Regions from separate parts of the Mus musculus genome. Here all the other regions are linked to region 1. The links are chromatin loops, found by intact Hi-C in ENCODE. Cell type or tissue: heart. All regions are shown on one strand. Each heading gives the region's core, and the rest is flanking DNA. Links, peaks and the distances in the headings are about the cores only. Region 1 has its middle 20 kb from the start of Uso1. Region 2 holds the start of Cdkl2 (cyclin-dependent kinase-like 2 (CDC2-related kinase)). Region 3 holds the start of Gm42111 (a long non-coding RNA gene).

Region 1 (10,471 bases), core at 1,833-9,832:
AAGTGGAGTAAGGTGTGAATGAAGAGTAATGCTGGGGTGTTGGGCATGGTAGTGCACACCTTTAGTCCTAGCGTTCGGGACGGAGAGGCAGGCAGATCTCTGAGTTTGAGGTCAGCCTGGTCTACAAAGAAAGTCCAAGACAGCCAGGGCTCTGTTACACAGAGAAACCCTATCTCAAAAAACAAAAATAAAGAATAATGATAGGCATGGTGGTACTAGCACTCAGGAGGGAGACAGAGGCAGGTGGGTGTCTTGTGAGTTTGAGGTTGGCCTGGTTCCTACCCCCTATGTCATGAGTTCTAGGACAACCAGAGGTAATGCATAGAGAACCTGTCTCAAAAAAAAAAAAAAAAAAAAAAAGGCAAGAACTATAGGGAGGCAAATGTCTGTATTGAAGGCCATCCTGGTCTACATACCAAGTTCCAGTCCGGTCTACAGTAACATGGCTCAGAGGTTAAGAACATTGCTGCTCTTCCAGAGGTACCAAGTTCAATTCCCAGCAACCACATGAAGGCTCACAACCATCTATAAATGTGATCTGGTGCCCTCTTCTGACCTACAGACATATATGCAGGCAGAATGCTATGTACATAATAAATAATTTTTTTTTTTCGAGACAGGGTTTCTCTGTATAGCCCTGGCTGTCCTGGAATTCACTCTGTAGACCAGGCTGGCCTCGAACTCAGAAATCCACCTGCCTCTGCCTCCCAAGTGCTGGGATTACAAGCGTGTGCCACCACTGCCTGGCTAGTTATATCTTTATGGGAAGATCCTGAGAGAGTCCTCTTTCTAAATTTTCTGTTAATAATTTCTAGCTCTGTTTTTGCTTTTAAGATAGGGTCATCCTGTGTAGGCCCAGCTATCCTTGAACTCACGGAGATATGCCTGCCTCTGTGCCTGGCCCCCTTCTGCTTTGTATTGTTATTTTAAAATAACAGATTCATAAAACCAATCAGAGACAGCTGTGGGAGAGACGCATCATCTGGATTCCTGACAAGTCTGTTGTTAGTTGACTCCTGTTCTTTGTTCATTTTGTCATTTCCTTTTAATGTCGGGTAGATGACACAATCAAGAGATGAGATTAAGAAGTAATTTGATTTACTAGAAGAATGGTAAGGCCAGAGGCAGGGATTTGAACTTTGGCTTTATCTGTATTTATTCAACCAACATGGTCTGGGAACTGTGCCATTGCTGATTAGTAATGGTTAAAACATACACAATTACTGTCTTTGTCGAAGTTACCTTCTGGAATGGGAAAAGGTGACTTCAGAGTTCCCAGAAAGACACCGAGATCAAAAAGTATCTGCCTGACCAGCTGCATCCTCTAAGGTGATGCTGCTTAGAACTCAGCCCTTTGGATGAATAATCTCTTCAGCAACGCAAGTATCAACAGAAAGAATAGCCTTCCTTTGAGGCCATGTGAACCTATTGTGTTGTTTCTCAAGAGCTCTGAGAGAGCAATGTAGGAACTCACATTTTTAAAAAAAGATTTATTTATTTTGTGAATATATGAGTACACTGTCACTGTCTTCAGACACACCAGAAGAGAGCATTAGATCCCATTACAGATGGTTGTGAGCCACTGTGTGGTTGCTGGGAATTGAACTCATGACCTTTGGAAGAGCAGCCAGTGCCCTTTACTGCTGAGCCATCTCTCAAGCTCCAGGAACTCACATCTTAATCGAGGACCTGTAGGGACTAAAGATCAAGGAAGAGTGGACTTGAGTGGGTTCCAGAGCAAGCCATACAAGGCCCTTGCAGTAACACGTGGCTTGGGAGATGCACAGCAGATGTAGGTAAGATAGGTAGGACTCAGAAGGAACCTCAACCTCAGCATATTCGTTTGTCCCTGTGGAAGACTATAAGATGAGATGGCTCAGCAGGTAAGAGCACCGTCTGCTCTTCAGAAGGTCCTGAGTTCAAATTCCAGCAACCACATGGTGGCTCACAACCACTCGTAATGAGATCTGAAGCCCTGGTGTGTCTGAGGACAGCTACAGTGTGCTTACATATAATAAATAAATCTTTAAGAAAAAAAAAAGATCTTCAGTGCTCTCTCTCCTGAAGGCCAAATGTTTGAAGAGATCATCTTAGGCTTTCCGGAGGTCTGTGGCCTTCTCGAGTCCCTCAAGTCAGCAGGTATTTGTAGAGTGATCATCTCCCTTAGAACGTGTACCAGAAATGAGTAAGAATCACTAACAGCCCACTGAAGGATACATACAAGCTTTGACTCACATAGTAGATGGCTTCTCATTCACATTCAAAGACTATATTATCAATTGAGACAAGCTCTCACACTTTAGCCCATGATCTCCTGGAACTTGCTATGTAGGCCAGGCTTCCTGACAAGTGCTAGGAGTAGAGGCATATGCAGCCATGTCTGGCTAAGATTATTTTTTTGTTTATGTGTATGTGTGAGTGACTACAGCATGTATACAGAAGAGGACAATGGATGCCTTGGATGGTTGTGAGCCACATGCTGTGGATGCTGGGGACCAAAGGTTGGTCCTCTGGACAAACAGCAAATATTCCAGCCCCTCATTCTCATTTGAAACAACCGTTTAACTGGAAAACACCTCTGACCCTCTTTTTTTTTTCCCCCGAGACAGGGTTTCTCTGTATAGCCCTGGCTGTCCTGGAACTCACTTTGTAGGCCAGGCTGGCCTCGAACTCAGAAATCCACCTGCCTCTGCCTCCAGAGTTGTTGGGATTAAAGGCGTGCACCACCACGCCCCGGCACCTCTGACCCTCTTAAAAGGATCAGGGCTCTGCAGACTTTTCTGCATGCGTCTCCATATTCAGTCAGGCGTCCATCCTGGCTTTCTGACACTTCTTCTCTTGTGAAGTAGTTCTGTGAGGCTTGGGTGTCTGTCCTGTTGGAAGAAACAGCATCGAGAGGGACCTTCAAGTCAAAGAAGGGGCGACTGTGACATATTGGGACATCTTCAGGGATGTAGTCAGGAAGTGCTCATGGCAGCCTTTGGGTTCTGTAGTATGTACGGGAAGTGGGAGCATGTGCAAGTGCCTGCATGTCTGTCTGTGTGTAGTTTCCTAGTCTTTTGCTTAATCCAATGCTATTTCTCTCTCCGTGATCAGCTTTCTCTGGACTCTTGGCCTCTCTACTATAAAGCCTACAGTTGCTTTGCCTATGTAGGCCCCACTCCAAGCTCAGCAGTGGCTCAGAGCTCAGCTCCCTGTGAACTCAGCCCCATCCTCCTGGCAATCTGGGTCCAATCATAAGCCCTGCTATCATTTCCTCTGTTAGTTTTTGAATGTAAAGATCTGAGGATTTTTAGTCTAATCTATCTTTAGATTTTTTAAAAAAAAGATTTATTTATTTATAGTGTATACAATGTTCTGTATGCATTTATGCCTGCACACCAGAAGAGGGCACCAGATCTCATTATAGATGATTGTGAGCCACCATGTGGTTGCTGGGAATTGAACTCAGAACCTCTGGAAGAGCAGTCCGTGCTCTTAACCGCTGAGCCTTCTGTCCAGCCCTAATCTGATGTATCTATCGTACAGTGAACATGTTTTGGACTCATCAGTTTTATGTGAATGCAGTACTAATTGGTATCATTTCTAGTTACTCCTGACTTCTGTCCTGAGCTCTTCATGTAGACTGCCTCCCTCAGCTGCCCCAACTTACCTGCTTTCTCCTTTTCTGTCTATTTCTTTGTGTTTTGAGACAAGGTGTCACTGTGGTCCAGCCTGGATGGGAATTCTTTTGTAGGCCTTAAGATTGTGATAATCCTCATGTGTCAGCTTCCTAAGTGCTGGAATGATAATTATGAGCCACTATGTCTGGCTTCATCTTTGACATGTTGTTTTCTGGGAACTGAGGATCAAACATGTGCTTCCCACATCCCAGGCAATTACTATACCAGTGAGCTGTGTCTGTAGCCCTCAGCCCTTTTCATGGAGAAGGAAATGATTGAAGAAGGGCAGTAAGTAACTGTGACAGGTGACAGAGCACAAGGACCAAGGTTTGATGGGGGATTTCTCCATCTGGCCTGCACCCTGTTCCCCACCCCCTTGCTTTTCCACTTCAGCCTCTAGTTATTGGCTGCTTCCAATGACCATCTTCACTTCACTTACTTTCCCAGCTAAACTATCATCTTTGTGAAATGGGAGAACTAACCAGTAGGATCAGGGATCCACCTAGACAGAGAATTTCCTCAGTTGTCTCTATAGTGTCTCAGAGCTAAGTGACCATGCCAGAACCCTTGGGAACAAGGAGAGATTGAGACTGACTTCCTGCCCTCTTGGTCTCTCAAGTTGGGTTTTCCAGTGGCCTAAAGCTTAGCCCAGACCAGCTCTTTTGAGCTGTCATTCATATAAGCTGTCTTAAAAGAGAAGTAGCAGGCTGTGCATCACACTTAGCCCAAGGCCAGCATATGCTGAGATGTTCAATACAGCTTTGCTTTTACTTTCCCATACAGACTACCTCAGCTACTTTTAGCTTAAAACTGAAGCCAGAGGTCATCAGAGCTGATTTGTTTTTTCCTCAAGTTCGAATCCAGGGTGAGGTGACAGAACTGCAGTACATTGTGACTAATAGGTTGGAAGCCCATGGGACAGATGACACTGACAAAAGAAAGAGTGAACAGTAAAAAGGAACCTTCACATTTTAAATAAAAATGAAACGACACGCTTCAACTTTGTAGAAATGATTCCCACAGTCTGTGCTTGTGTCCACCCGAGCATGCCCAATCACATATGATCTTGGAAGCTAGGCAGGCTCCGGCTTAGTTAGTACTAGGATGGGAGACCATCCCCATGGAGGGCATAACCTGGACCATAATATTAAGTGATTCCATTCTGGCAGATGTCTGTTCCCTCTCCTGCCATTTGTCTTACGTTGACTGCTGCTCTTTCATGTTGGCCTCTGGGAGGCACTGTTTCCCCTCTAAATGTGGACCAGAAGGCAAGACTCAGCAATCACAGTGCTGGGCTCTGGCTGCTAGACTTGAACCAGAGCAGCTGTGAATGACGTCACTGTTGGTCATCTGCTGTACACGCCAGGTTCATCTTCGGCTTGCGAGGAGTGTCTCTTGTTGACCGTTACTGGACTTTGTGAAGACTGGCTTTTTATTCCTGTCATGTAAAAGTCATTTGCCAGCCGTGTTGCTAAGGGCTGTCGTAAAATTTCTCAACCAAGTCCAGAGAGGGAGATAGCTAGTGTTCTAGCTTGCTTTTCCATTGCTGTAATCAGCACCTTGACTTCTGAGGGAAGCCAAGGCAGGAGAACCTGGAGGCCGGAACTGAAATACAAACCTGTGTACTGGTCTTTCCCCTCTGGCTTGCTCAGTTCATACCTTTCTTATATAACCCAAGCCCACCTGCCCAAAGATGTTACTGTCTCTGGTGGTCTGGGCTCTTCTACGGGGATTAGCAATTAAGCAAATGTCCCACAGACATGCTCACAGGCCAGTAATTTTAAAATTGAGTTTCTCTTTTGCAGGGTATGGCTAAATTTGGGTCAAATTGATAAAAACTGTCTATAACAGGTAGATAGCTGATTCCTCAAGACTCAGCCAAGGGACAAGGCACGGGAAACAGTCTTCACGGCCTTCCCAAGGGTTCCAGGGCCTTTAGTGTTTTGGTTTGAAGTAGAAAGGGATGCTTTCTTCCTTTCAGGGAAACTGTGGCAGTCCTGACCCCTCAGTAAATGAGGCTTGGCTTGCGTATACATTCGAATTTACTATGAAGTAAATTTGTATCTCACTCATACACTTGCTGGAAAGCAGCCAGTAGTCGCAGTAAAATTCAATTAGCTAATTCGTTAAATTAGAATGTTTACATTTTTATTTTCAAGATTCAGCATTTAGTGTAGGATCCCAGATCTTCCTTCACTCAACTCAGTTGTGCTCCGAACAAATTCGGATTTAACGGATGTTTGGCAGGACTAAGGCCCAATCTTCCGTTTTAAAAACTTGGTTCATTAAACCTTAGTTTATAATGAATCCTAACACTAATGAATCTTTATAAAGAAGCTAGGAAAGGCTTCTCATTCGTCGGTTTCCTAATGGCTTTCTTTGATCTAACCTGTGTCAATGTGTTGTTTCTTCTGGGATCAGAGTCTGTATCATTGTGTCTGTCTTTTATTACATTTTTCTCCAATAAAAAGTTATACTTAGTTACTGGGCTTTTGTTAAGTCTTTATTTGTGTGTGTGGTCTGTGTGTACGTATTAGCGTGGGTGTTTACACATGCTAAAGGTAGACTTAGGTTATCTTTTAACCTGTTGCTTTCTACTGATTTCTTTGTTTGTTTGTTTGTTTGGTTGGTTGTTTTTTGAGAAAGGGTTTCTCTGTGTAGCCCTGGCTGCCCTGGAACTCACTCTGTAGACCAGGCTGGCCCTTGAACTCAGAGATCCGCCTTGCTCTGCCTTCCAAGTGCTGGGATTAAAGGTGTGCGCCACCACTGCCCGGCTCTGCTTATTTCCTAATTTTAATTTTACTTTTATGTGTATGGGTGTTTACTGTGCACTTCTGTCTGTGTACTGCATTCGTGCTTGGTGCCCTCAGAGGCCAAAAGAGGCCAGTGGATCTCTTGAAACTGGAATTACACATGTTTTGGGGCTACTGTTGTAGGTGCTAGGAATAGAACCCTGAGCTATTTGGAAGCTTAGACATCTCTCCTCCTCCTCCTCCTCTTTCTCTTCCTTCACCTCTCCTTCCACCACTTCTACCCCAGGCCTGGGGCTGCTGGAGCAGGCGCCAAGGTTTCTGTGGGTCCTGGGGATCTGAACTCACATCATCACACTTGCCAGCCAGGCAGGCGCCTTACCTACTGAGCCATCCTCCCCAGCCCTGTCATTCACTCTAATTGTTGAGGTCCTTTACTCTTCCCGGGCATGCATATTGGTCCTTGTAAGTCTTGTTTGCTCTTCATGACCTAACATGGACTTTCAGTAGAGGTCATCTTTGACATGTTCTAGACCCTAAACATTGCTAATACATAAAGTAACCCTCACAACCATACTGCAGAGAGTCACTATTACAGCATCACTCAGCAGCAAGTGGCAGAATTTGGAGTTGAAACTCAGTCCATCTTGAGCCCATAATATATAATAAAGAACATGTAGGGGCTGGAGAGATGGCTCAGCAGTTAAGAGCACTGACTGTTCTTCCAGAGGTCATTAGTTCAATTCCCAGCAACCACATGGTAGCTCACAACCATCTGTAATGAGATCTGGTGCCCTCTTCTGGTGTGTCTGAAGACAGCTATAGTGTACTTATATAGAATAAATAAGTAAATCTTTAATAATTAATAATGTCCCAGTGCCCAAGTGAATTAGGACTGCTAACATTCAAGTGTAAGAGTTGTCCAAGCTGGGCGTGGTGGCACATGCCTTTAATCCCAGCACTTGGGAGGCAGAGGCAGGCAAATTTCTGAGTTCGAGGCCAGCCTGGTCTACAAAGTGAGTTCCAGGACAGCCAGGGCTATACAGAGAAAACCTGTCTCGAAAAACCAAAAAAAAATTTAAAAAATTAAAAAACAACAACAACAACAAAAAACCAAACTGGCCTTTTAGACATGTAGAAATAGCTTAGTTGGCTGGAGAGATGGCTCAGAGGTTAAGAGCAGTAACTGCTCGTCCAAAGGTCCTAAGTTCAAATCCCAGCAACCACAAGATGACTCACAACCACCTGTAATGAGATCTGATGCACTCTTCTGGTGCATCTGAAGACAGCTACAATGTACTTACATATAATAAATAAATAAATCTTAAAAAAAAAAGAAAGAAATAGCTTAGTGAGAACCCCTCTATACCCAAGGCTGCTCCTGATAACCAGAACTACACACTGAAGATAACCAGACGTAGTCCTAGAACCTCATGACATCCACTGGACAGTGTAAGCAGAGACTAAGAGCAGTGCTCTGTTCTGCACATCTAGAGAGATGCTACCTTGATCTGCCCTGCAGCTGGAGAGCCTCTCCCAGGATCCTGATCCTCAAGTCAGAGTCTACTCTTATCGACTGTACTTGACATCTAGCTAAGATGCATCAAACAAGAGAGCAGCCTTGGGGAAGTAGGTTTAGGACTGAAGTTAGGAATTTAGCCTGTGAATCTTGTGTGAACCCTCAGCATAATAAAATACAACTTCTGTTTTACTAACTACATGTATCTACCTTCCTGATTTTGTGACAGTTGGTACAGTCTAGTCAGCAGGATCTTAGATGATCCTTAGAAAAGATGAAACTAAGGTGGCATCTTGCTATTCCTAAGGGCCCAAACTGGCTCCAGAGATAAGGGCGAATCCCCGACTTCAGGACTTCCTCCACAAAGCCACAGGCTTTTGCCTTAAGATTGGGTAGCCCAGAGCTGGTCGCAGGAAGGAAAGAACCAGAACCCTGAGGAAGAATCACTGTGGCAGGAACTAACGCCCGTGGGCTTCTGCCTTAAGATGTGGTAGTAGTGGAAGCAGTTCACTCGGAGTTACGTGAGGGACTGGATAGCCAGGGGACTAGTAAGCAGGGCAGATCGACGTGGTGTCTGTCCAGATGTGCAGAGCAGAGCACTGCTCTTGGTCTCTGCATATATACATATATACTGTCCAGTAGGCATCTGGGGTATTAGGACTGTGTCTGATTATCTTCAGTGAGTGATGTGACTTGGTTCTGGTTATCAGTCAGGTGCAGCCTTGGGTGTAGTAGGGACCCTCACTATTTTTACATGTCTAAAAAGCACTTTTTTTTAAAAAACTATGCTCTACTTTGAGGGTCAGGTTCCTGGAGGTAACTTTCCAGCTGCCGGGCAGACCAAGGTGGTGTCTGTCCAGATGTGCAGAGCAGAGCACTGCTCTTGGACTCTGCTTATATTCTGTCCAGTGGGCATCAGGGCATCATGGAGTTTTAGGCTCTTGCTTTACTATCTCCAGTGATGTCCCTGGGTTTGAGCTATCAAATGCAGCCTTGGGGTGTAGTGGGGTTCCTCACTAAGCTATTTTTACATGTCTAAGAGGCTTTTTTTTTAATTTTATTTTCCTGTGTTCACTACTTTTTCAAATCCTTATCTCCCTCATCTTGAAAGACTTTCATGGGAAAGTTTTACACACACATATACACACACACACACACACACACACACACACACACACACACACACGAAAGACTTTCATGGGAAGGTTTTATACACACACGCGCACTGATAGCCAAGAGCTGTGAAAACCCCCACCCGACCTCAGCCAAACAAACGCCTGGTCCTGTGTGTTTGTGTTTTTCCCACACTCGCTCTAGACAGAGTGAAGTTTGCTTTGTGCAGACATTGAAGCTGGAGTAGTCTCTTTGTCATCTGAAACTTACTTCCTACTGAGGCAGGAGGATCTCTGAATTCAGCAAAGGCTGTCCTTGAGCCAGAAAAGAAAACAAAGCAGGACAGCAGATACCAGAGCCTAAAGGGGGTTAAAATGAGGGCTGGAGAGATGGCTTGGCAGTTAAGAGCACTGGCTGCTCTTCCGAAGGTCCTGTGTTCAATTCCCAGCAACCACATGGTGGCTCTCGGCCATCCATAATGGAATACTCTCTTCTGGTGTGTCTGAAGACAGCTACAGTGTACTCATATAAATAAAATAAATCTTTTTTTTTTTTTTTTTTTTTTTGGTTTTTCGAGACAGGGTTTCTCCCAGGCTGGCCTCGAACTCAGAAATCCGCCTGCCTCTGCCTCCGGAGTGCTGGGATTAAAGGCGTGTGCCACCACCACGCCTGGCAAAAATAAATCTTAACTAAAGAAACATACAATAAGTAAATATTTAAAAAAGAAATGGGTGTGTGTGTGGAATTTTGGGAAAGCTGCTTCAGCACTGCAGAGTGCTGGGACTACAGGCGGAGAGACTCGCCTAGGAAGAGCTGAGAACTTTGTCTCCTTCCTCACCCCCAGTCTCCCCAGCACCCCACTGTCACCTGGCTCCACTTCCCCAGCTACTCCTGAAGGGAGTGTGCTCTTCCCTCCAGCGGAGGGACTGCTCTGACCTGCATAGCTCTTTTATTTGTGTTTTTAAAAATAAGGTTTGCCAGCACTTTGTTCAGCTGGGAGAGCCAACCGCAAACAATACACAGGAAACTGCGGGGGAGTTACGAGGGCGACTTCTTTTTGCTCCCGGCTGTAATTCCCGGCTCCAATTGAAATGGTAAAATGCGTGAATTGCTAATTTGCCTCGCTCTGGGGTCCTGTACTTTCCCTAACCTGCAGGTACAGCCCAGGCTTTTGTGGGTGTTCTCTCTCCTGAAGGGAGAGATCTGCCTCCTAGAGGAACTTTCTAATGAGGGGAAAGTCAGGCAATTAAGCTAATCTGGGACTCCGATGGGCCGGAAACTATCTCCTCAGGGTGTTTTCTCCTTAAACTTGACTGAGAGTTTAGCTTTTAGGGCAGACCAGTAGGTCACAAAAGTTGTTTAGAGGATTGCTTGCTCTGTCACAGTGAGACAGTTATCTGGAGAAGGGTTTACCTGAGGTGGGGGAG
Region 2 (10,471 bases), core at 1,289-9,288, 74 kb after region 1:
AGACCATCTACCCCTGTGTCTGTGTCTAAAAGGCTCTGCTGAGTGGAGTTTTGCATCCTTTGGATTAGATGAGACCACATACAGAAGAGGCTAATAAGCTCTTACGTGTTTTCCCAATTGAACTACAGGTGTTGCATGTAGAGAATACTGGGACACCAAATATGGCAAGGTCTGGTGTCATGAGCAGTTTGGTAACAAATGCTCAGAAGTCAGAATAGCAAATGAGTTACTGACAGGCCAACTTGTGAAGTTAGACCCTCAAGTGGCTAGTGGTTCAGGCAAGTTAACTTGCCTCACGAGGATTGTTATGGTAGAAGTGCAGTAGCTGCTTCTCTGGCTCATTGGTCATTTGGGAACACAGCTGAATGGAGGTTCTACAGTCTTCAATGTATGCTAGCTTTGAAATTACATTCAGCCATCTAAACAGCAAGTAGTGCATGAAGGATCTTGATAGGTTTTTATGGGCCAGAACTGGGTACATAGAAGTTTGTCATGGCTATACCATTTTCATTGGCAGCCAGAGGTAAGCCATCTGTGGGGCTAGGAGAAGGGCAGTTTACTGTCAGCAGTGGGTTATGCACCACAGATGAGTGGCAGCATGTGTATATAATGGCTTGATAAGAACCATCTCTGTGAAGTGATAGATGAAGCCTGAGAAGACTGGAGTAACAAAGGGGACTGACTTAACACAGACTCCTGAACTTTATAAATACATATCGGGGTAGGTGTTTTACTTGTGTGCATGTCAGTGTACAGCTAGTGTGCCTGGTGCTCTCAGGGCAAAAGCGTACACTCAGTATAAGTCTAGAACTGACTTACAGGCTGCTGTGAACTGCCATGTGGATTCTGGGAATCAAACTCAGATCTCTGGATGAGCAGGCAGTGTACTTAAATGCCGAACCATCTCTCCAGCTCCTTTTTCTGAAAAACTCTTCAGGATAGCGTAGAGGCTACAGAGAAAGGGGGAATATGTGTGAATGAAGCATGTTACCAGTGTGAAAAGAAGTCAAGCAGACAACACATTTTAGTATTTGAGGACTGGATTTGCAAGGTGGCACTGCTGTCGATACCTTAGTGACAGACAGCAAAGCATGAGCTATGTGGAACTTGGAAGAAGTGGTATGCTATGTCTTCCATCTCCAAATTGAACAGCCTTTGTTGTGGGAGTGGGTTGAGACCTCTGATCTAAATATGTAGAGTTGGCTCTCACTCCTATCCCCCTTGAGAGTCAATATAGCCTTGGATGTCCTAGAACTGGCTATGTAGGCCGGGCTAGCTTGGCTGCAGGTGCTGGGATTAAAGGTATGTACCACAATACCTAGCTCTAATTAAGTTTTTTGTTTGTTTGTTTTGTTTTTGTTTTTCGAGACAGGGTTTCTCTGTATAGCCCTGGCTGTCCTGGAACTCACTTTGTAGACCAGGCTGGCCTCGAACTCAGAAATCCGCCTGCCTCTGCCTTCTGAGTGCCGGGATTAAAGGCCTGTGCCACCACGTCCGGCCATAAATTTTGTTTTTTTAGTTTTGTTTTTTTTTAAAGATTTATTTCATGTGTATGAGTATATACTGTAGCTGTACAGACAGTTGCGAGCCTTCATCTGGTTGTTGGGAATTGAATTTAGGACCTCTGCTTGCTCCAGTCAACCCTGCTCGCTCTGGCCCAAAGATTTATTTATTATTATAAATAAGTACACTGTAGCTGTCTTCAGACGTGCCAGAAGAGAGCGTCAGAGCTCATTACAGGTGGTTGTGACCCACCATGTGGTTGCTGGGATCTGAACTCAGGAGCTTCGGAAGAGGAGTTAGTGCTCTTAACCGCTGAGCCATCTCTCCAGCCCCTCTAAGTTTTTAATAAATGAAATCGGCATAGGTTGCAAACAGAATTGACTTTTCTAGAACTACAAAATGAGTCAGTCCAGTTTTGGTTTTGTTTCTCCTCTTATGATGGGATTAAAAAACAGCCTTGCATTCATTATACATTAGCCCCTAGTTTTTAAATACAGTGGTGTGTTGCATTCATAGTTACATGTTGTAAAATATACTGTGACAGAGAACACTGCCAACATTTTAGGAGCCTGTCACTTGATTACTTGAGGCGATACTAAAAAGCTCGTGATAATCAGGTTCTCAGGACTGGAGAGATTGGGGGTAAGTGTAGGGAGGCAAGAATTCACTGGTAGATACTGATCTTTGGATGACTAGATGTAAAGTGATAATGGTCATGAAATAGTTTAATAGAGATGACTGTCAGTGTGAGGAAAAGAATCGATCTACTGTAAGCTTAAGATTTACAAATTCATTGAAAAAAGGATTTCTGGGGAGATGGGTGTTTTCCATAGATTTTTTTAAAATCGAGAGAGTTTACATACCTTACAGTAACTTTAAGAATGTTTGTGTGTGGGGGGAGGTGCGCTTGTGCATGAGTGTCACATCAGAAGATGGCTTTTGGCTTCTCTCCTTCCACACTATGGATCCCAGCCATCAGTCTTAAGTTTTTAGGCTTGTTTGCAGGCAACTTTACCTGCTGTTAACCTTGTTAACAGTGTGCAATTCAGTACTAGTAGATTTTACAAGGTTATATAAACATCACTACTATCTAATTCCAGAATATCTTCCTTACCTCCCAAAAGAAACCCTATACACATTAGTGGTCATTTCCTGATCCAGAGCACCTCTAATCCAGCGGTTCTCAACTTTTCTTTTCTTTCTTTTTCTTTTTTTTTTTTTTTTTTTTGGTTTTTCGAGACAGGGTTTCTCTGTGTAGCCCTGGCTGTTCTGGAACTCACTTTGTAGACCAGGCTGACCTCGAACTCAGAAATCCGCCTGCCTCTGCCTCCCAAGTGCTGGGATTAAAGGCGTGCGCCACCACCGCCCGGCAGTTCTCAACTTTTCTAGCACTGCTACCCTTTAATAGTTCCTCATATTGTGATTCCCAACCATACAAGTATTCTGTTGCTACTTCATAACTAATTTTGCTACTTTATGATCATAATATCTGATATGCAGGAGATCTGATATGTGACTCCCAAAGGGGTCATAGTCTACAGGTTGAGAACCAGTGTTCTACTGAATGAAAATGCTAGAGCTAAACCCTGCTGATGGACACTTGGGTTTCCACTTGGCTGCTGCCAATAGCATAGCTCCCAGCATCTGAATAGAAGCTGTCACTGTTCTTGGGTGGGGATGGAGAAGTGGAATAGTAGTTGTATTTCTTAGCCTATTTATGCTTTGCTTTGTTGTTGTGTCTGGAGGGCTGGGCTCTACCTCAGGCATTTCCAGTGTTTTCCTTAGAACATTTTTCACTTATTCTGGTGATTTCTAATTTTAAGAGCCATTATAACTCATCTTATTTGTTTAGCTGGGTACCAGCTTTTCCAGCATTCTTTTTTTTTTTTTTTTTTTTTTTGGTTTTTCGAGACAGGGTTTCTCTGTGTAGCCCTGGCTGTCCTGGAACTCACTTTGTAGACCAGGCTGGCCTCGAACTCAGAAATCCGCCTGCCTCTGCCTCCCGAGTGCTGGGATTAAAGGCGTGCGCCACCATGCCTGGCCTTTCCACCATTCTTGATTCCTTACCTCCTGTGTTTAATCACCAGGTATTATATTCCTCATTTTCTCCATTCTTGCCCTGGAACTTGGCATCCTGTATGAAACAAGGTCCATTTCCACTGTAGATTCATGGTGCACAGATTCAGTTGGCACACTAAACGTTTTATTCTGTTCCTATTGAATTGAAACTTGTCATAACTACCTACCTTTAGGAGTTTAAACTTACTATTTTCTTGAGCCTCAATCTGACCAGTATGTTTGTTGTTTTGTTTGGGGCAGGGTCTCAATATATAGCTCTGGCTGGCTTGGAACCTGCAGTATAGTCTAGGCTGGCCTTGAACTCAAGACATATGCTTGCTGGGGACTAAAGTTTTCACTACGTGCCAGGCTGACCAGTATGGTTTAATAGAAAAATGAAATTTACTAAAGATTTAGGCTAGGTAATGTGCATGTTTTCTCTCCTTGAATTCTTCTGGACTAATAAACCCTTACACTTAGTATTTCAGGAATTACTGATGCTGCCTCCTTCCCTACCATTTTTCTCTGCCAGTTATTTTATGGTTCAAGAAGAAAACAGCAATCCTAGTTGTTCTACATAACATCTATCTCCTTCCTCTTCAGTAATCGGATGACAGACAGAATAATCTTCCTCCCCCTTCCCTTCTTCATGGTGCCTCACAGAGGCTAGGTCTTGAGCTTGGTCAGTAGCTGAGAGAGACCTGACTTTGCGGCACTCCTGCTCCCTACCTCCGAGGGCTGAGATTAGAGGGCTGTGCCACAACCATCATGCCTTAGTGTATAAATTGTTGGATGTGGGGCCCAGGGCTTTGTGCAGTCCAAGCAAGCATGCCATCACTGAACTACCCTATTTCCCAAAGGAACTTGTACTTCTTGACTACCCTCTAGTTCCTTTACAGTTATTTCCAACTTTTAAATATTTTCTCAAGCAACACCTGTTCACCATTTTTATAGCCTTTGTCCTTTCAGTTCCCATGTATACCACTAATTTTGCTACTCAACTGTTTATTTTTTGTAAAACTGGAAAAAAGTAAAATATGAGGTTCCCACCCTAATAAACCTGTTTGTACATAAAAGTTCACATGAATGTCTAGAGAGATGGCTCAGTGGCCAAGCACACCTGTCACTCTTCCTGAGGACCCACGGCAATCAGAAACCAACTGTAACTCCAGTTCCAGGGGGTCTTGACGCCCTCTTTTACCTCTGTGGGCACCAAGCACGCTCACAGTGCACAGACATACAAGCAGGCAGAACACTCATAAATATTTTTCTATTTAAACCTCATGGGGTTTGTTACAATCTAGAGTAAAGCGATGGGAATTATCTTCAAGTTGGTCACAGCTCATTGCTACATTATAACTCACATCTTGGGTTATCCAAAAACAACCCCCCCCCAAAAAAACAAAACAAAACAAAACAAAACAAAAAAACCAAAAACCCATACCCTGTTTCCAGAGGTGGTTCTCAAAATTGTAGGTTCGGGAACTCGATTTTAAGCAGTTTGGTGAATGATGGTAACTGAGCACCGGGAGATTAATGCAGTACCGAACTAAGAAAAATTATAAAACAATTGCTCTTACACCTTACTATGCAAGAATAACCCCTGGGTGCTGGCTAGGCATATACGTGTCTGTTATCAAGGATACTTTCCTGGATCGAGCTATTAAAAAAAAAAACATATTTAGTTGAGTACAAATTGTGTGGCTATAGGTGAATACAAGTAAAACTATTTGGCCTTACAATCTCAGTCCCTTAATAAGGAGGGATAAAGCATTTCCCGGCTTCTCGTACGACGTCAGCATATGCTTGGTAATGGTCTTCCGATCTTGCCCTGTCGTGGCTAATCTAGTCTTCAAGCTGAAGGCAAGCTTTAAGCTCCAGCTTGCGCCGCTTGCAGTCAGCACCTACCTTTCTTGCTTTCTGGTCCTCTCTGGGCTCCACCCCAAATCTTTCCCTACCAGGCTGGCGTCCCAGGGTCCTTTTTCCTGTCAGGTCTGTCAACAGATCTCATCCCACCAATTTCGGCTAAATAAACTACTAGGCTCTTCCGGTCCACCGCCCGGAACCGAAAGGAAGCGAGGAATCGCGGCTGGGCGGAACCTCCCCGGGTGGGGCCCGCGCCCCGCAGCGCCCCGCCGCGCCGCGGGCGGGCAAGCTGGGAAATCTCATGGTCTCCTCAGTCCCAGCGAACCGTCACCTTGGCTCTCCTCGTGGCCACTGGGGCAACCTGCGGTCCCCTGAGAGCAGAGGTCTCCTGGCGCCGGCAGAAAGGTCCCTACAAACTTAAGACCGTAGGTGTGGGGACGAGGCCGTCAGCTGAGCGAACCTGCGAGCTCCAGGTGAAGGGGCGGGGCGGGGTGGCACAGAGCCAATCACAACGCCTGACGACAGGCCTCAGCCAATCAGGATCAGGGAGGCTCCGCCGTAGGCGGGGCGGGACCAGGCGGGTGAGAGCCGCCCCTTGCAGCTAGGGTGGCCAACGCCTTCGCCTAGGGCTACTTGGCGAGGTGCTGCTTCCCTGAGCTGAGCGACCCGAGGGCTTTCGGCCGGCGGTGCTCTGTTTTCCTCAGTTCGTTTCTCTGCAGCTGTTGTCCTTGACAGGTGCTTGTGTCTTTGCCTGTCGCAGACGCATTCTGACTCGGGCCCTTTCTCTCTCTCTGGAGACTGCCTATGGCTGGGGACCGAGTGAGGTCGTTGCCTTGACGACGGCAGCATGCGGCCCGTAGTCCTCGGAAGTGTGAGCTTGCGGAGGGCAGAAGCCAATCTGCCTCCCTGCCTGCTTCACCTAGGACCGGTAATTGCGTCCGCAGAGGAAATCCCAATACTGGGATTGCTAGTGTGCTAGCTAGTCAGCATCTTTTTAGATCTGCTAGCGAGATGCATATCACCTTAAATTTGTTTCCAAGTTGAAAACCTTTGGCTCTTTCCATGTGAAGGGTTTGGAAGAAATAGTAAGTATAATACTTTGTAAAAACCCAGTTATTTCGTTCTTTTATGTATAAGAAATTTCAGTTTGATTTTAACCAAAGAACATTGGTAGTATTTGAACAGTATGCTTGTATGGCACATATCCTAAATTATTATAGTGCCATCGCACCAGACTTCTTTTTTGTATGCCACGTGCTACCCATAGATTTAAGAGTGAGAAGGCAAGAAACTGATGGGTTATAAGTTACTGAGGAAACAAGGCATATTTTAGGCCATGATATTCTTAAGGTATTTTAGACAGTCCCACTTGAACAAGTAGGTGTGCTCTATGTAGTGTGTCTACATGGTTGGGAAAATAAATTTGGATTAGTTCACTTGTATAATACTAGGTTATAATATGTTTCAGAACCTTTTAGACATGATTAAGGTCATTTTTATTTGGTTCATTTTGCATCTTTAAATATCTAGGATGCCAATTACAATATGTTTAAAAACGATCTAGGCTATAGATTCCAGCTATTTGTATTATTTTCACTAGCCTAAAGCTTACTCCTTTACAATATATACTTAAGGGAAGGTTAAAAACTATGCCAGTTAGAATCACACTGAAGGTTTTTCCAAATGTAAATTTTTTATTATAAAAGTAATTAAAGGTAAAAAGAAGTTAAAATGTGAACTATATGGGAAGTCAGTGCCTATGACACTGTAAATAGTTTTAAGTAGAATCTAATACCCAAAGTGGTAATAAGATAGTGAAGAGTTTTGAATTTGATTTTAATTAGGATTCTTTTCATTCTCTCCATCTTCTCTTTTCTGTGTTGATCTCCATTTACACTGTGCAAATAATGGCTGCTGGATGGTGTACTTCAGTGGTAGAAAGAACACCTGCTTAGCTTATTGGAGGCCCTGGGTTAACACAGACACAGACACACACACACACACACACACACACACACACACACACTTAGGTGTCAAGTGTTGAAAATGTAATATATACTTTGGATTCTCACACACACACACACACACTTAGGTGACAAGTGTTGAAAATGTAATATATACTTTGGATTATCATAATTTTTTAGAATAAAAAGTCAATGTTTTTTGTTTGTTTGGTTGGTTGGTTTTCCCCCTTTTCTATGAATATACTAGAAGCCACTAAAACATCACCACTTTTTCTTGTCTGGGTAAGTTAGCTCTATATATCATATGCGATTAATATTAAGTGGAAAGAAGTGTTTTCCTTCCAAGAGGTTGTGATAAGGTTTTTTTGTTTTGTTTTTGTTTTTGTTTTTTTGGTATGGTCAGGCTCTTAAAAATTCAACTGTGAGTCGTCATTTGAGTATAATCACCTAATATTTATATTTTAAAATATAAATATACCTAAAGTTTAAGTCTTCCCCAGCCCATGTTGAAACCAAATCAGGATCTAGAGCAATATTTTTTTATTCATGGCTGCTGGAATTTAAATTCAAAAGTCAGATTTAAAAAAATTAATTTATGCTGGGCATGATGGACAAATGTGTGTGTGTATAGTGTATGTGTGTGTATGGGTGTGTGTGTGTATGGTTGTGTGTGTGTATGGGTGTGTGTGTGTGTGTGTGTCTAGGATTCAAACCCAGGGACTTCATACCCGTGCTAAGCATATACTCTACCACTAGTCACATTCCCAGCCCCAAATAATGATTTTTTTCTTTATTAAAATATATAATATAAAAAACTGGTTGCTGGATTTTTGTCAATTATTGATAAAATAAGATTCCATTTATGATAGACTTTATTCAGAAAACACTTTATATCCAGATGTGAAAGAATCCTGTATATCTATAAAATTTAAGTGACTCAAGTTTAAAATAATAATTAGTATGATGAGAAAATTTACCAAAAGTTCAGTATTAATTCAGTGGTTATGCTGTAATAATTTTTTACAATTAAGTTGAAAGTGCATAAAGACTTCCAACTTGGATATTTTGAATCCAGTATAAACTTTTTCTAAGGCTTATTTATTTAGTTAGTTTTGTCTTGTGTTCATGACAGGTTCTCTCTACATAGCTGCAGCTGTCCCGGAACTCACTATGTAGAGCAGGCTGGCCTCAAGCTTACAGAAATATGCCTGCCTCTGCCTCCTGGATGCTAGGATGTGCCATCATGCCCGGCAGATTTGCTTAATTTTTACTTCATTTGTATGAGTGTATCCTGTACATATATCTGTGTGTACCATATACATGCACGTGCCTGATGCATGTGCCCAGAAGTGGATGTTGGGTCCCCTGACAGATGACTGTGGTCCACTATGGGGGTGCTGGGAAGCAAACCCAGGTCCTTTGGAAGAGCAGTACAAATGCTTTTTTGTTTGTTTGGTTTGTTTTTTTGAGATAGGTTTTCTCTGTGTAGCTCTGGCTGTCTTGGAACTAGCTCCATAGACCAGACTGGCCTGGAACTCACAGAGATCTTCCTGCCTCTGCCTCTGCCTCTGCCTCTGCCTCTGTCTCCTCTGCCTCCTCTGCCTCCTCTGCCTCCTCTGTCTCTGCCTCTCTGCCTCCCTAGTGCTGGGATTAAAGGTGTGCACTACCACCACCTAGTGCATTGTCTATTTTTAAATTGTATACACATTTTGAAAGCATGTGGGAATGGTAAGAAATTGTGTCATCATTGATCACTGTGAATGCAGTGATTGCTGTGACAAGGGAAACAGTCTCACAAGAGTGAGTTACCTAGGAGATTGGAGGGAACGGAAGACCTCAGCGCTCTTAATGCCATGCTTTGGTTTCCACAGCAAGAAAAATTCCTACTGGTTTTAAAGCAAAATGGAGAAGTACGAGAACCTAGGATTGGTTGGAGAGGGGAGTTACGGAATGGTGATGAAGTGTAGGAACAAAGACAGTGGAAGAATTGTGGCCATTAAGAAGTTCCTAGAAAGTGACGATGATAAAATGGTTAAGAAGATCGCAATGCGAGAGATCAAGTTACTAAAGGTAAGAGCGTGCATTGAGCGGAAAAGGAAGTTGCTTCTTGTTCAAGACTGTTACATTTGAAGGAAAACATCACCGTGGTGTGTGTGTGTGTGCGTGTGCATGTGTGACTGTGTGTAAGTGTATGTTTATGAGTGTGTGACAGTATATGTGTGTGAATGTGTGTAGTATATGTGTATGTGTGCCCACACATGTGCACACTTGTGCAGATAGGAGTGCACATGTGTATGTACATATGGAGGCCAGAGTAACTTAGTGTTACTCCTCAGGTGCTGGCCACCCAGGAACTTGCCGAGTGGAGTAGACTGGCTTGCCAGTGAGCCCAGTCTTGATGCCCTCCCCTCCCCAGCACATGATCTTAGACCTGGCTTTTTCTGTAGGTTCTGGGGCTTTGAACGCAGACCTCATGCTTTGCTGCTAAGCTGTTTCCCTAGCTCTGTGTTTTTACATTTGTTTCATTATAAGAAAATCCAGGGGCTGGAGAGATGGCGCAGCAGTAAAGAGCACCGGCTGCTCTTCCAGAGGTCCTGAGTTCAATTCCCAGCAACCACATGGTGGCTCACAACCATCTGTAATGGGATCTGGTGCCCTCTTTCTGGTGTATCTGAAGACAGCTACAGTGTACTCATAAAAATAAAACAAATCTTAAAAAAAAAAGACTATATCCACAGAAAACAGAATTATTTGAGTTCATTACATGATGTTCAGAATTTGATTCCATTGTTCTGCTGTCTCTCAATGTTCCCATGAGACGTTAGCTGTCTGTCTTAATGCACTTTTAAAAATGAAGATTTATAGCCAGGTATGGTAGCCTATGCTTTTAATCCCAGCATTCCAGAGGCAGAAGCAGATGGAGTTCTCTTAGTTTGAGGCCAGCCTGGTCTATGACCAGGTAATATCCTGGTTCCAGGATAGCCAGACCTATGTAATAGAGAGACTGTCTCAAAAATAAAAATTAATAAAATGTACACTTGGTGTCCCACAGCCATGATGCCCATATTTCAATAGGGTTT
Region 3 (10,471 bases), core at 1,286-9,285, 53 kb after region 1:
CAGGAGAGTTCTACAGAGACAGGCTGAAGAGAGAACAAGCTAAACACAGGAGAAGACAGCATGAGCCAGAGAGTGAGAAGGAACCAGATTAGAACAGATTGCCAGAGTTAGAATGAGACCAAGCAGAGCAATTCGAGAGAGGCTGAGAGAGAAGTCAGTTTGAGTCAGTCGCTTGGAGAGACGTTTCTGAGTCGAATTAGCCAGCCAGAGTTCAGGAAGAACTAGGAAGGGGTGAACTTATTCAGCAGCAAGTCTCAGAGGCTGAAACCAATTTAGGCCTAGGTTAGGTTGTATGGAGACGAGACGCTTCCAGGACAAGGCCTACGTTAGCAGACAGAGGAAGGTATCAAGCGTATAAAAGTTACTTTTACATCTGACCCCCAACAGAACTCAAACCTGCAACCCTGAGATTTAAGTCTCAAGCTCTACCAACTGAGCCAGCCAGAGAAATGAAGGGGGGGAAGAGCTGTACACCACCAGACTAAACACAGTATCAAGACGCATTAGGACTTCTTGTATAGAGGTGATAGTAGTTTATGGGTGGTCTGTTGTAATACGTAGTTTCTGGACTGAATTCAAATTAATGCAGAAAAGCAAATGGTTGACCTTTTTGGGTTGTGAGGAAAATGTACACACAGTGATGGGTAGTTAATGTGGTAGCACAAGAAGTTTATTTTCTTCACCCTTTTCTTCTGTAAAGGATATACACCACAAAGTGTTATCTCTGAACTTCAGTGAATGTCATACCAAAATTCGTCATGTGGATGCTCATGCAACCTTGAGTGATGGTGTAGTGGTACAGGTCATGGGCTTGCTGTCTAACAGTGGACAGCCTGAGAGGAAGTTTATGCAAACCTTTGTTCTGGCTCCAGAAGTAAGTTTTCACTTCATTTACTTTGTATTTCTATGATTTGTTGTTAATAGCTTATTGAAAATGCTAGAGTTTCTTCCTACAGGCTTGGATTTGCTTGTTGCTCTTTTTTTAATTATCTAACTGATATTTGAATTTTACTTACTTTTATGGGTGTTTTGCCTTTATGTCTGTGCACTATTTGCATACCTGGTATCTCTGACTGTCCTGTAACTGATATTATAGACAGTTGCTCCATGGGTGTTCAGAATCAAACCCTGGTCCTGTAGGAGAACAGCTCACCCTTAACTGGTAAACCATCTCTTCAGCTCCAGCCCCTTTAACTTTGTTTCTTGTCTTATGTGTTTGAATGCTTTTTTTTTTAAAGATTTATTTATTATATGTAAGTACACTGTAGCTGTCTTCAGACACTCCAGAAGAGTGCGCCAGATCTCGTTACAGATGGTTGTGAGCCACCATGTGGTTGCTGGGAATTGAACTCAGAGCAGTCAGTGCTCTTAAACCCTGAGCCATCTCGCCAGCCCCATGTTTGAATGTTTTATTTGCTTGTATGGATATGTGTCTGATACCCATAGAAGTGGGAAGGGTATCAGATCCTCTGGAACTGGAGTTACAGTTGTGAGCTGCCTTGCTGGGAATTAAACCCTGGGTCTTCAAAAGCAACCTGTTTTTTTTTTTTTTTTTTTAACCACTAAGCCATTTCTCCTTCCTGCTTGCAGCTGTGGTTTTTTTTTTTTTTTTAAGACAGGGTTTCTCTGTGTAGACCAGGCTGGCCTCGAACTCAGAAATCCACCTGCCCCTACCTCCCGAGTGCTGGGATTAAAGGAGTACACCACCACGCCCAGCTTAGCAGCTGTTTTTGAGAGACTTTATTAGGTGTGTTGATACATCTTATTTGGACATTGTATATACATGTGTGTGCTTTAAAGTTAGATATTGGAATAAATGTGTAAGTGGATGATAAATACAGAACAGGATTGGCGTGATGTAGCTCAGTGGTAGAACAAACACTTAGCTTTTTGTGGAAGGCTCTGAGTTTGATTCCCAGGATCATAAGACAAAGTAAACCCACATGATCTGTGAAATACTAAGCTGTGTTTTCAAAAGGTTTTGAAAATGGAAAAACTTTATGAACTCAATTTTAGAAGAGTTTTTTGTTTTTGTTTATTTTTGGTTTGTCGAGACAGGGTTTCTCTGTGTAGCCCTGGCTGTCCTGGAATTCACTTTGTAGACCAGGCTGGCCTCAGAAATCTGCCTGCCTCTGCCTCCCAAGTGCTGGGATTAAAGGTGTGCACCACCACGCCCGGCTTAGAAGAGTTTTTAAATTGTAATTTTTTTATTTTTAATAATTAGCATCTACTCATTCATGATGTAGGGCTTTATTTTGACATTTTCATGTGTGTGCATTGTGGATTTTTTTAACCCAGTCTCCCTATAGCTCAATCTGTGGCCTTCCTTCTCTGTCTCTGAAGAAGTGGGATTACAGGTGTTGGCCACCACACATTTTATAATAGTCAATGGCGATGTTTCTCTTTGTTAACATTATAACATAATCAGCTGTGGATAATTATATTTAGTCTAGATTATTTCTGTGGTACTAAAATATAGATTGCATGTAAGATTGTAACATTTAATTTGTTCTTTTAATACAATACCATGGGTGTTTACAGTTGTTTGAGGATAATGTGGGTACTTCTATTTATGACTATTCATGGAGTACTTACTTGTATGTTGTTTTTCTATAGGGATCTGTTCCAAATAAATTTTATGTTCACAATGATATGTTTCGTTATGAAGATGAAGTGTTTGGTGATTCTGAACCAGAACTTGATGAAGGTGAGTTTAAGTTGAAGGGAGCTGCTCAGTAGTCTTACTTTGTACTGTCTGTAAGGACGAAACTTTGGGAAATTGGCTGTTTATTTGAATTGAAACTCTTTCCCTTCTTTAGTTTTTGTTAGGGGAAGTATAACTATGTGTGTACATGAAATTATGTAAAAGTCAAACCTAGGAAGACTGTATAGGTGACTTGTCTGTATAGACTATACTAGAGTTTCGTACATATTCTGGAATTGTCTTGGGGATGCAAACACTTTTTTGTCAAAATGAAAAGAGTGGCATAGAGCTCACTTTGTCTTCCTGTTATGGCTATACTGTAGGTATTCGTCGTCCACTGATAGAATACCAGTTTTCTCAGTGCCACTCTAGAGTAGATATGACAACAGAACCAAAATAATGGTTTCTAGCTTCCTTGCTTTTCCTTTCTTTACTATTACATCTTGTTAAAAGAGAGTATAATAATCAACTTTTTTCCTGCTTGTTCTCTTTAGTTTGTGGGGAACAGGGAATATTTCAGTGAATGACTGCCTTTGTAAGTCTACTGACATTTTAAACTAGCAAACCCTTAAATATACTACAGTGTGTATGTTAGAGTCTATGTAAGCTTCTCTTAAAAAGATGTGTCCTGTGTTGTCAGAGTCAGAAGATGAAGTGGAAGAGGAGCAAGAAGACAGGCAGCCGTCTCCTGAACCTGTGCAAGAGAATGCTAACAGCGCTTACTATGACGCACACCCCGTGACGTAAGGCTAGCTAGCAGTTGCAAGGTTGCATTTGCGTTGACCTGTAGTGAACTAACTGTAAGGTAGTTCTTTCTAGGTTAGAAGTTAGGTTTTTTTTTTTTTTTTTTTTTTTGTGCTAGGTATCTCATGCATGTTGAGTTATGCACATTGCCACCAGACCAGACCCTCAGCCTCTGCGAATACTTTTTTCTTTTTTTGTTAAAACCGCCTATTTAAGACAGTATTTGGTTATTTATGACATGTACCAAGATACTGAAAATTACTACTTAATTAAAAAAATTCGCATGCCAGGCAGTGGTGGCACATGCCTTTAATCTCAGCACTTGGGGAGACAGAGGCAGGCGGATTTCTAAGTTTGAGACCAGCCTGGGCTACACAGAGAAACCCTGGCTCAAAAAAGAAAAAAAATGCATGTTTTGTATCAAAGCTGTGGTTGACTGTGATAATGCAGGCTTTTTAGGACAGTACACTGAACTTATTTCTGTAAAACTTTAATATGGCAGAGGGTGAGGGCCTGTGAAGGTGCTCACCCTGCAAGCCTGGTGTTCTAAGTTTTCCTCCTGGCGTAAAGTGGAAGCCTGACCTATCTGTCCCAACACACACTGCTTAGAAAACAAACACAGGGTTTATACTTAACGCTGGGGTAAACCTTGTCACCATTTAGAGTTAAATGGTGGGGTTTGGTTGTAGTGATGGCATTACAGTTAAGAGCACCAGCTGATCCAGTACCCACGTGACTGGTTGGAACCCTAGACATGGGAATCTGACCCCCTCCTATGGCCTCCAAGGGCAGTGTACATGCATGGTGCACCGACATACACGTAAGCGAAGCACCATTATGTGCAAGATACTAAAACCCATTTTTTAAAATGTGATGGTGCACTCTAATCCTGGCACTCGAAGGAGGCAAAAGGAGAAGCTCACTGACTCTGAGGTCTGTGTGGTCTACAGAGTTGAGTTCCAGGCCAGCCAAGGATACATAGTAAAATCCTGTCTCAACAACAAAAACCAGAAAGATGGGTATAGACTGGAGGTGAGTCTCTGGTAGAGCAATTTCACTGGTATGTGCCTGGCAGTCAGGACTAGGGTTTCACCCATACCCAACACCACATGTGTATGACCAGAGAATACTTGCTCACAAACGCAGAACAGTTTACCCACAGGAATGTAACTAGTTTCAACTGTTAGTTTGGAGAAACCGTTTTATTTCATCTGAATACCTAGTGACCTAGGTGTTTCGTTGTAGTAATGGCATAGAGGAGCCTTTAGAAGAATCCTCTCATGAACCTGAGCCTGAGCCAGAATCTGAAACAAAGACTGAAGAGCTGAAACCACAAGTGGAGGAGAAACACTTGGAAGAGCTGGAGGAGAAGTCGGCCACTCCTCCTCCTGCTGAGCCTGCTTCTCTGCCTCAGGAACCGCCAAAGGTGAGATCAAAGGAACTTTTCAGATCTGGGACCTCACATTTTCATGCTTGGTGCCATTAATAAAGCATGGTTTTGGTTCTGTTATTTGAAATAGTAAGCTATACTTATATGTATATGAAAGAAACTTGAGTTCTTGTTCTGAGGAGATTTTATGGTTTCTCTCTACCCCCAAAATATTCCTAAGAGTGAAATTTATAACCTAGATTCCTCTTGTCTGTATGCAGTGTTGAATGACTTACATGAAAGTCCATGTGTGAGGTTTTCAGTTGCTCATCTCTTCTGATGCTCTAGGAGTCATGCAGTGTCCCTACTGAAGTTGATCTGTGAGAGACACCTGTTTGCGATATAAATGGGATCAGTTTCCTTACTCTACTAATTCTCTTGAACAGATGTGTGGCACCCATAGTATAGCATGTGAACTCTCTCTCTGTCAAGTAGACGGTTAGTAGATCTGGGCAGGAGAAGCGAGTAGTGCAGGAGTCCTTGCTCACTTTGGTAACGTCTGCTGAGTCTCCAACCGCACTCTGGTCTTCCTGTGCTTCTCCCTAACACCATCACTCACATCCTGTCTCCCCATGGGGAGAGCAGTCAGTCTCTGCTTCAGATTTTATAGCATGTTTAGTTGACAGTGGTTTGCCACTTGCTTATGTAGGAACTTGGTGAGGTTTCAGCAGTTGAGACAAAACAGCAGTCGTACCTTGCATAATAAGATTCTGAAAGTTGGCACACAGACTGGCATGTGTGTGTGTGCCTTTCTATTAGGAAGTCAGTCCTTCAATATAAAGGAACAGACTAGAAATGAAAACAGATTAAATATTTGGAAGTTTCCCTATAGGAATGTTGGTGGTTTTCCATGATTAGTAGTCTAGGTTTGTTGCATTTCCTGCAGGCTTTCTCCTGGGCTTCAGTGACCAGTAAAAACCTGCCTCCTAGTGGTACTGTTTCTTCCTCTGGAATTCCACCCCATGTTAAAGCACCAGTCTCACAGGTAACCAATCTGTGAACACATTGGATTGTATCCTTGTTACATTTGCCAATTGCTTACTTTTAAACATTTTTAAGCGAGTCAACCAGAATTATGGATTAAACATTAAAAATGTATTAATAAAATGTCAGCGCACCCACTTTAAATGCCAAATCTCTATTAATATACAGAGGTGGGATTTGGGTGTGTGCAGTACAGATTAAGTTGGTTTTACTAATATAATGTTGTCATTTTAAAGGCTTCTTTAAGAAAAATACTCCTTGAAAATTTTACCACTTAGCAAGAGTATTTTAGGCAAGAAATTTGGAAAGGCACAAAATAGAATGACATTTTTTTTTTAAATCACTGTTCTAAAGAAATAGAAACCTTGATATATGTGTGTGTATATATATAATATATATGTTATAATATATGTTATATATATTTACATTGCCTAAATTCAGTCTGTGAGTGTTTGACACAGTTTGATTGAAGCCTGTACCAACTTATGACTGTAGTGTTCACCTTAACAGATCATTTTAGTATTCTGCTTTTTGTCTGTTTGTCATCTTATCCATTTCAGAGCTTTCCAAAACTGTGAAAATATGACACTATTTATGATGCTTGATAGACAGAGTAGATTAAATTTGAGTTTATTGGCATATATAAGTACCCAGTTTCCCCTACATTTTGAGTAGAGCTTCATTTTCCTACAAAATTTACACTTGGTTATTGTACACATTTTTTTTAGATGCTCTAACATTAAGACATTGCGGTTTTGCCAGGCGTGGTGGCGCACGCCTTTAATCCCAGCACTCGGGAGGCAGAGGCAGGCGAATTTCTGAGTTCGAGGCCAGCCTGGTCTACAGAGTGAGTTCCAGGACAGCCAGGGCTACACAGAGAAACCCTGTCTTGGTGGTGGGGGGGGGGGGGAAGACATACGATTTTAAAGTAACTAGTTAAAACTTTTCCCCGATGTCTCTACTACACACGTACATGGTGCCATAATACCTGTGTGTTGTTGATGGTGGTGGTGTTTTTTTCTGGTTAAGTATTTAAATGCGGTTGTATTTGATCCCAGTCAAAGCTCATCCCTAATGATTTGTGCTTTTCAAACCAATCTGTACGAGTGACTTGGGACTTTGAAATCTTTATTTCTGTCAGATTCACATGTGGAGCCTTTTTAGTTGTTATTTCAGAGATTTGGTGACACTGTAAAATTTTAACTTAGAGTTTTGTGTTTACCTGTGTTCGTTCATGTGCACCTTGTGCATGCAGTGCCCTCAGAGTCCAGAAGAGTGTGTTGGTTTCCTTGGGAATGGAGATGCAGATGGTTGTGAGCTGCCATGTAGGTGCTGAGGCTGGAACTCCCTTGGTCTGCTGGAAGAGCTGCTGGTGCTCTTCGCCAACTGCTAAGTCATGGCTACAGTTCAATGCCTACTTTAAGATTTGTTTGCCTAGCCATTGTGGTCAGTGTGTTATTTTCACATTTCTTTTTTGGGCGGTATGGGTGGAAACAGGGTCTCATTGTATAGCTGTAGCAAGCCTTGAAATCAGAGATCCATCTGCCTCTGCCTCCCTAGTACTGAGATAGAAAGCACACAGATTTTCTTGTTACTGAGTCCTTAAAACCACCCTGCATGACAAGTATTAACATTCCATTTTATAGAGAGGAAAATTAGATTCTAGCATAACTCACCCATGTTTAGACAAGTGAATATAGCTTGGCTTTTGAATTTATGTAGTTGCATATCACACTACATGTGGTCTAAATGCATACATTTTTCTTTAATGTCTTACAGAGAATATTAGGTCTGTATTCATAACAGAATTTAAGATATTTAGTATTTAAGGTTTTTTTTTTTAAGGTATGTCTTGACTTACTAGATTCTAAACTCTTAGGTATCTTACATTTGAGTCAATTTTGAAGTTATTTTATAATTTCCCACTCCATTAAAAATGTTTTAAAATTAAACCTTAAGGGGCTGGAGCGATTGATTGCTAGGCAGTTCAGAGCACACAGGGAGGACCTGAGTTAAGGTCCCCAGCACCTGTATCAGGTGACTTAGAACTGCCTGTAACTCCACTTCCAGGGGACCTGATGCCTCTGGCCTTTACCTGTATCAGGTGACTTAGAACTGCCTGTAACTCCACTTCCAGGGGACCTGATGCCTCTGGCCTTTGTAGGCATTGGCTCTCATGTGCACGGGCCCACACTTAGGTGTACACACACACACACACACACACACACACACACACACACACATAATTACAAATAATAAAATGTAAGCTTTAAGACTACCCTCAGGTCTTTGTGCTATGTGTAGAATAATAAATTTGTGATATCTTCACCTGGTTTAGTATCCTTCAACTTATTTTGTTACTTTTGAACGGCTTTTTTTTCCTTTTGTTTTAAATAGATTATTTGGTAAAAGAACCTTAAGTTTACCTTAAGGTATTGGTAGGCACTGAGCTAAAGAGGTGGGTAAGTGAAGTCCTTGCTGGAACTGAGCAGTTCTCTTGATCGCTTACACTCCACTGAAGGGCATGTGTATGGTTGTAGTGATGCCTTTTTGACTTGCTTTGACTTTTTATTTTATATTTTGTTTGACATTCATTCGTAGGGTTTGCTGTAAGATCATACTTTTGGTTACGTGAAGTTAAGTTGAAAGCCTTAATGGTAGGCTATGTAGCCACTTCATCTGTTAGGAATGCCTGGTTTTAATTGGTGGGTGAGAAGAGGGAGAAGGCATAGCTGCCTTAGCTGACAATTGTTTCTTAGTAAAAGGAACGTTTCTTTGCTTTTTGTCCTTATGCACTGGCATTCTTGTCTATTCCAAAGTCAAAGTTACCAAATCGGTGTACAGATGATTTATAAGATAAATTGTTTTGAGACTTTATTTTTGTAATAAGTTTTGAAATGTGTTAAGGTCAGACAGAGCCTCAAGTTCTTTGATAATATTTAGACTGTTCTATTTTTTTCCTGAAAATTCTAAATGTAAGGTATATTTAATTATTTTTTTCAAAAAAATTGAAATGAGTATGGGTGGTTTTGCCCGCACATATATATAGCACATCTGTGTAGCATGTACTGTAGGGGCTGGAATAGGGCCTCAGATACCCTGGGACTGGAATACAGAGGGCTTGTGACTGCTGGGAACTGTCTCTGCAAAAGCAGCAAGTGCTCTTTGCCTACCCATCTCTTCTGCCTCTGTTGAGACAAGGTCTTACTATGTACCTAAGCTTAGCCTAGAATTCTGCCTGTGTGGACCAGGATGGCCTAACTCACAAAATTGCACCTGGCTCTCTAGTCTCCTGGATGGTGGGATCAAAGGCTGGACCACCACTCACTACATGCAGTTGCCATTTTTATTGAGTTCCAATATGACACTAACTAAAATTTGAGTAAAATACATCTATTTTTCAATTCTGATTGGTAATATAAACTGTACCAAGTTCTGCTTTTGATACTTCCTTTAGTGGAAGTAAGCATATAGTTATAAATATATGCCTTTTTATAAATACAGCTATCAGTATATACCACATCTTAGATTGTTAATATACTATTAAACTGTATATGCACAGACAGCAGTCCTCATTGTCAGGCTTATGATACTCTGAACTAGTAAATTGGGAACATTTGTCCTTTCAGTAGTTTTTGCAGTCCCAGCAGTGGCAAACAGTAACGGTTGAACAAGCTTACGATTCCCTTGGCTGAGGCTGAAGAGATGGCTCAGTCAGTAGTTAAAAGCACTGGCTGCTCATCCAGAGGACCCAGCACTCCCATGGGAGTGCACAACTGTCTGTAACTCCAGTTCCAGTGGAACTGGCGCCCTCACACAGATACATGTAAGACATACATGCAAGCTAAATGCTAATGCATATAAAAATTTTTAAAACGAAACAGTTCTCTCAAGGATTGCCACCTCCCATACACACAAAGCAAGATAGCTAGATAGGCTTTATAACAAAAACTGACCAGGCTGGCCTTTGAACTCACTCACAGAAATACACTTGCCTCTGCCTGCCTCTTAAGTACTGAGATCAAAGATATGCACTACCACACCCAGCAAAATTAACATTGTAACTGAGATAGATAGCCTGGGCTAGGTAGATTCCAGGACATGTGAAAAGATTTCATCTTGGGAAAATCAGTCTACACAGGGAGAAAAACCAGGTTGTAAGAAAGAAGTAGGTAAATCTTTTAAATAACGTAATGTTAACATATGCCTTAGGGTTACAGTGGCTGCACTGTTTTTTAGATTTAGATTTATCTTTACAAATTATAACATCCCAGTTATGTAATTAATGAAAGTATTGCTTAGACCAAGGTCCTTAAAGATTATAAAGTGCTAGCTTTTAGTTTGGGATGCCCGTAGTCCGTTGAATGCTTGCAGTGTCTTTTGATGATTCATTTAGTTTTGTCTTTTCCTTGGGCCATAAATGCTTGAGCAATTAGAAAGCCCTTGGAGGTTGAAAATACTGGAAATGGCTGTTGTATGAGGGGAAATGACAGAAGTGTGGACAGACAGCATTATTGTTTACAAAATCCTTGAGTGTATTTGAGCAGTTGACAGACCTGTCCTGCCATTCCCACTCAGTTAAGGAAGACTGTTGTTCAATCCTTTCGACA

The links. Hi-C counts contacts between places; a loop is a spot of excess contacts. Peaks named below come from ENCODE experiments on the same cell type or tissue, not always from the same donor. Only the 100,000 strongest peaks of a DNase experiment are listed, where the experiment ranks them.
Region 2: it touches region 1 in a loop (2.6-fold over the local background); 2 of 42 quality-filtered maps call a loop at or near these places.
Region 3: a loop joins it to region 1, with 2.2 times the contacts of the local background. A loop is called at or near these places in 19 of 42 quality-filtered maps.

Annotation. Positions count from the first base shown.
Region 1 is chr5:92,112,509-92,122,979 of GRCm38, reverse strand. It overlaps a transcript of G3bp2 not described here. Among named protein-coding and RNA genes, the nearest start is that of Uso1, 20 kb to the left of the region's middle. In heart, for the core only: CTCF peaks have their summits at 3,376 (motif pointing right) and 4,887; a DNase peak (open chromatin) is centred at 4,979; H3K4me3 peaks cover 3 bases.
Region 2 is chr5:92,038,228-92,048,698 of GRCm38, reverse strand. It overlaps Cdkl2 (cyclin-dependent kinase-like 2 (CDC2-related kinase)), which reads left to right and starts at 5,657. Exons shown (of 14, transcript NM_016912.2): 1 at 5,657-5,900; 2 at 9,263-9,461. The coding sequence starts at 9,294. In heart, for the core only: a CTCF peak has its summit at 5,734; a DNase peak (open chromatin) is centred at 5,948; H3K4me3 peaks cover 1,694 bases; H3K27ac peaks cover 985 bases; H3K27me3 peaks cover 296 bases.
Region 3 is chr5:92,058,728-92,069,198 of GRCm38, reverse strand. G3bp2 (GTPase activating protein (SH3 domain) binding protein 2) reads left to right here. Exons shown (of 11, transcript NM_001080795.2): 4 at 701-874; 5 at 2,617-2,707; 6 at 3,345-3,447; 7 at 4,694-4,874. It overlaps Gm42111 (a long non-coding RNA gene), which reads left to right and starts at 5,869. Exons shown (of 2, transcript XR_880428.3): 1 at 5,869-7,898; 2 at 7,966-8,102. In heart, for the core only: a CTCF peak has its summit at 5,806; no DNase peak of the experiment used is centred there.